2 separate regions of the Homo sapiens genome follow, and region 1 is linked to region 2. The links are chromatin loops, found by intact Hi-C in ENCODE. Cell type or tissue: dorsolateral prefrontal cortex. All regions are shown on one strand. Links, peaks and the distances in the headings refer to the core of each region. The heading gives the core; the rest is flanking DNA. Region 1 has its middle 88 kb from the start of FA2H. Region 2 has its middle 8.7 kb from the start of MLKL.

Region 1 (2,811 bases), core at 21-2,520, 150 kb after region 2:
ATTTTTTTCATCTGGATTCGATGCAATTATCCAGCACATGAATTACCTATCTTATCTCAGCTCTCTGGCTTTGACCCATCTGAAATAGAAGGATAAACACAGTCTGTGAACTGTCCCCACCATGGTAGCTACACATTCTTGCCGTTAAAGCAACGTGATAGAGCAAAAGAAGTCAGGCTCACCTATAGGAGAGCTGGGTTCCAATCCTAGCTTTGTTGTTCTTCCTGCGAACTGCGGCAAAAGTCTCTGAGCTTTATTCTCACAGAACTGTCAAATGAGCTGTGTCTCTGATGGGGCTGGTTTGAAGGTCAACGGTGAAATACACAGAAAGACATGAACCTGGTTTCAGCTCATTGTTTTTATTTTTTTTATCTTTTATTCCTTACTTCAGTTCCACCTTTGAACTCCAATGCTGGACTCTATGTTGTTGGAGTCCCCCTACCACCTTACTGACCAAGCTCCTGGATTTGATGTGACCACATCCATCTTCCTTATTTATATGTGCACTGTAACTATGTTTCTCATTTTAAAATGTAATTTCAGGCCGGGCACAGTGGCTCACGCCTGTAATCCCAGCACTTTGGGAGGCCGAGGCGGGCAGATCACCTGAGGTCGGGAGTTCAAGACCAGCCTGACCAACATGGAGAAACCCAGTCTCTAGTAAAAATACAAAAAAATTAGCTGAGCATGGTGGTGTGTGCCTGTAATCCCAGCTACTCTGGAGGCTGAGGCAGGAGAATTGCTTGAACCCGGGAGGTGGAGGTTGCGGTGAGCCGAGATTGCGCCATTGCACTCCAGCCTGGGCAACAAGAGTGAAACTCTGGTCAAAAAAAAAAAAAACAAAAAGGTAATTTCATGTTAATGTCAGAGCTCTGATTTCAGCAATAATGTGTAAGACACATTCATGACCAACAAGGTGAGAGGCAGGATTTCAAACGGCTTTTCTGATGTTACGTCTGCTCAATCATTGCATCAACAAATCCAGAATGAATTATAAGTGAGCTGATCTTTCATTTCACAACTAGAGAAGTGAGTGTAGACTAGACTGAATTAACCCTTAACCTTATCTACATTTCAGATGGTGACGCGCTCACCTGCACTAGGTCTCTGCTGCCACCTAGTGTTAATAATTTCTCAGCTTTAAAGATGTCAATGTTCAGGAAGAGACCAATGTTCTAAAAATTACACCTTCAGCTCTAAAAATTACACTCCGAGCTCTTGCAGCCGTCTCTTACGGGATTTCCAACTCTTTCAAAGCTTTTTGTGGGAAAAACAAGAAAGAGCGTATCCTCTATTTATACTGCACAAGCAACCAGAAGCTTGGGCCAGTTAATGCTGAAAGAACTTTCAATCCGGAAGCACCCAAGGGGGAGAGAAAATGCTCTCCCGAATGGCAATTCAGGCCTATGACAGCAAAGAGCTGAGTTCAGTGAGAAAAGAGCTGCTATTTCTATTCCATTGTTTTTTTCATCCTTTATATTTTATCTTGGATTCACGTAGCAAAATAAAGTCAGTAGTTAGAGATTGTGTTGTAATTTATGTTGCTGTCAGAGAAAAAATATTTATGATAGAAGAGGAGCTTGGTCCTCATGTCTTTCTTTGTTTTTTTTTTGAGACAGAGTCCCGCTCTGTCACCCAGGCTGCAGTGCAGTGGCTCAATCTCGGCTCAGTGCAACTTCTGCCTCCCAGGTTCAAGTGATTCTCCTGCCTCAGCCTCCTGAGTACCTGGGATTTCAGGCACGCACCACCATGCTCGGCTAATTTTTTTGTATTTTTAGTAGAGATGGGGTTTTGCCATGTTAGCCAGGCAGTCTCAAACTCCTGACCTCAGGCGATCCACCCACCTCGGCCTCCCAAAGTGCTGGGATTACAGGCGTGAGCCACCGCGCCCGGCTGTGGCTGCGGTTTTCTTACGTTTTCCAGTTAGCCCACTGCGAAGACAGCTTATCCATGGGCCTTCCCATATGCTAATAGGCATTCTCCCTGATGGCATTCTCCCTGACGGCAGCAGTGGGATTTTCTGATATCTGGTTTGGGAAGACATAACCAGTCCCCTGAGATGAGTTGTGTATTTCCAAAGTGATGGCGAACACCATGGTTGTCCGCTATTCCTGAAAGTTCTATTGCTTTTCAACCACAAGTGTAACTGGAAAATAATTACCACTACCATAAGGGAAATATATAAAAAGAACTCAGAACACAAACTAGATGATACGGCTTGGCTCTGTGTCCCCACCCAAATCTCATCTTGAATTGTTAATCCCCATAATCCCCACGTGTGGAGAGTGGGACCTGGTGGGAGGTGAATGGATTGTGGAGGTAGTTTCCCCCACGCTGTTCTCGTGATAGTGAGTTCTCATGAGATCTCATGGTTTTGTGTTTGACAGTTCCTCCTACGCACACACTCTCTCACCTGCCACCACATAAGATGTCCCTGCTTCTCCTTCCACCATGATTGTAAGTTTCCTGAGGCCTCCCCAGCCATGCAGAACTGTGAGTCAATTGAACCTCTTTCCTTTATAAATTACCCAATCTCACGCGGTTCCTTGCAGCAGGGTGAAAACAGACTAATACGCTTTATGCTCATTATTTAACATCAGAAGTCCCTTCTAGTAGTGGCAAACCAGGCCTGAACTCAGTCCCACTGAGTCTACCAGCTAAATATCTGATTCTTTCCCCTTCTCTCCGTTGCTACTCCTTATCAAAAAGAGTTTCACTCACGACTGTTACTCCCTTTACTCAAAGGAAACACAAAAATTTTTACCATGACCCACACAACGAGCTCCTAGTTTCTTTGCTTGTCAGGCAAGG
Region 2 (2,811 bases), core at 151-2,650:
TACCCACTCCACGCAGGAGATTTCACTTGCAGTGCCCTGGGGAGGTGGGTTTCCTCTTGGTTCACTCTTACATTGAGGATATGACCCTTTGGGGTCTGTAGCAAACACATCTGTTCCTCCTCATCATGCCCCCTCTGTCTGCCTCTGGTCTTAGCCTCAATTGCGGTGGAAGGTTCTGTGTGAACTCTGTCTCAGCTTTCATTTCAGCCACAGTTCCAGTGGCTAGCTCCTGCCTAACAAGCTCATACTCAACTTGTACTGATAGAATCCCACTACAAATGCATACCTCTATGTTCCTGCTTTTGTCCAAGGACTTTTGCCAAAGCCAGCATCTGCTTGGCTTGCATGGCTGGGAAGTCCCTAAGTGAGGGTGAATCGATGTCACTGAAGACAGTCCTCACCCATAGGAGTGGAAGCTGGTGATAAATGCTCCAGCCTCCTGTCCTATTGGACAATTCCGATACATTTTCTCTGTGCTTCTCAAGATGCCCTTACAGAATCTGTAGGAGAACCTCACATACTCAACCTTACACTGCTCCTCCAACTTCTCCCTTTCTAGACCTCCCTGGTTCTCGCTCTTTATTTCTGCAATCACCTCCCAAATAGACTGCCTGCATCCATGTGCTTGTTTTAGGTTTTGATTTTTGTTTGTTTGTTTGTTTTTTTGAGACAGAATTTTGTTCTTGCTGCCCAGGCTGGAGTGCAGTGGTGCGATCTCAGCTCACCACAACCTCCGCCTCCTGGGTTCAAGAGATTCTCCTGCCTCAGCCTCCCAAGTAGCTGGGATTACAGGCATCGGCCACCACGCCCGGCTAATTTTGTATTTTTAGTAGAGACGGGGTTTCTCCATGTTGGTCAGGCTGGTCTCAAACTCCCAACCTCAGGAGATCTGCCTGTCTCGGCCTCCCAAAGTGCTAGGATTACAGGCAAGAGCCACCACGCCTGTAATCCCATTTTTAGGGAACCTAAAAGAAGATATAACCCCACTGCTTTTGCCAGAACAAAAATTTTTTTCTTCTTTTAAATTTCTTCCTCTCCGCTATAGGTGTCTGAGATGGGACAGACACTTATGAGATGAGAGTCCTGGAATTTTCCAAATTTTACATTCATCTTGTGGCATTCTTTATAGATAACATTTATTCATTGGAGCCTGGTGTGGTCTTTGGGCAAAACACCTAACTGTAAAGAAAACTCCAGTTGAAATTTTGCAACCATTATGGCTTTTTTGAAAGTTAGAACTATTCATATACATATTTCCAACTTCCTCTCAAAAATGGCAGATGAGTCAAGAATGTAAGTCAACAGAACGGGTAAATTGGGAAAGGCTAGAATTTTGAAATCACAGATACCTGCTTCCAAAACAGTCCCCGCGAGGGCAGTAATAATGGAGTAGGGCTGCATGCTGCCACCAGAGGGCAGCAGAGGCCGGGAACAGGTGGAGAGGCAAGGCCCAGTTATTCTTACCGTCTGAGATCTGATGCAGACAAGACAAGCATTTATTGGGCTCTGTTACAAGTTGGTCATTGTGCTGGGCACAATAAAAAATCACACAAAGTTCAAAGGCAGAGATCAGAGGTCAGAGCCAACGGGGGAGTGGAACAGAGCAGAATTAAGAGGGCTGTTCTTCAGATCAACTAAGGAACTCCCAAAGACAGCATGTCTGGAAATACAAACACAATACCAGAAATAAATATGATGGCTATTTTTTGGTCTGTTCTTGACCATGGAAGCTGGGTCATCCCTGGAGAATCAGGCGAGGCAAATTTGTAGGGCCACTGAGGGTCAGTCAATCTGCAGATTTACTTTATGCTGATCAGAATTTAAATGGCCCTCTTGGCTGGGTGTTGTGGCTCATGCCTGTAATCCCAGCACTATGGGAGGCTGAGCTGGGGGGATTGCTTGAGGCCAGGAGTTCGAGATCAGTCTGAGTAACATAGAGAGACCCTGTCTCTACTTAGAAAAATTAAAAAATTAGCTGGGCACGATGGCACATGCCTGCGGTCCCAGCTGTTTGGGAGGCTGATGTAGGAGGATCTCTTGAGTCTGGGAGGTCAAGACTGCAGTAAGCTATGATCGCGCCACTGCACCCTAGCGTGGGCAACAGAGTGAGAACCTCTCTCTATAAATAAATCAATAGCTACCTCCCTGAGCAAACATAAAACTTTTTTGGTTTAGTGTCTCTCCCACTGCAGGAATAAACACAATCCCACGTCACAGGTCTAGGCTTTTCCCATCAGGCCAGATGTGTTGGCATTTTGATAATATCCTGTGCTTGCTCTAACATCTAATCTTTGACTCTTACACTTGATGGCAAAATCCTCCAGCTCCCCTAGATGCTCACTGAGGTGGGGGCTGCTCCGTGAGCACTAACTGCTTGGGGATTGCAGGCCTCGTGGCCTTCCTGTATTTTGCCCTGCTGTGAAAACGCAGGCAATATGGCCGGGTGCGGTGGCTCACTCCTGTAATCCCAGCACTTTGGGAGGCTGAGGTAGGAGGACTGCCTGAGCACAGGAGTTTGAGACCAGCCTGTGCAACATGGTGAAACTCCATCTCTACTAAAAATACAAAAATTATCAGGTGTGGTGGCGCGCACCTGTAGTCCCAGTTACTTGGGAGGCTGAGGTGGGAGAATGGCGTGAACCCGGGAGGCGGAGGTTGCAGTGAGCCGAGATCGCGCCACTGCACTCCAGCCTGGGCGACAGAGCGAGACTCCGTCTAAAAAAAAAAAAAGAAAGAAAATGCAGGCAATTACTTCTGCACTCTCAAGTCCCTGTGAGGTGGGACTTGCTCTCTCTCCAAAAGGCCTTGTGG

Evidence for each region. Peaks named below come from ENCODE experiments on the same cell type or tissue, not always from the same donor. Only the 100,000 strongest peaks of a DNase experiment are listed, where the experiment ranks them.
Region 1: a loop joins it to region 2, with 16 times the contacts of the local background. A loop is called at or near these places in 99 of 110 quality-filtered maps.

The regions. Positions count from the first base shown.
Region 1 is chr16:74,861,825-74,864,635 of GRCh38, forward strand. No RefSeq gene overlaps it. Among named protein-coding and RNA genes, the nearest start is that of FA2H, 88 kb to the left of the region's middle. RefSeq lists an enhancer at 1,154-1,293. In dorsolateral prefrontal cortex, for the core only: CTCF peaks have their summits at 1,105 (motif pointing left) and 1,322; no DNase peak of the experiment used is centred there; H3K27ac peaks cover 1,577 bases.
Region 2 is chr16:74,708,193-74,711,003 of GRCh38, forward strand. No RefSeq gene overlaps it. Among named protein-coding and RNA genes, the nearest start is that of MLKL, 8.7 kb to the left of the region's middle. In dorsolateral prefrontal cortex, for the core only: CTCF peaks have their summits at 1,408 (motif pointing right) and 1,607; a DNase peak (open chromatin) is centred at 1,419; H3K27ac peaks cover 2,407 bases.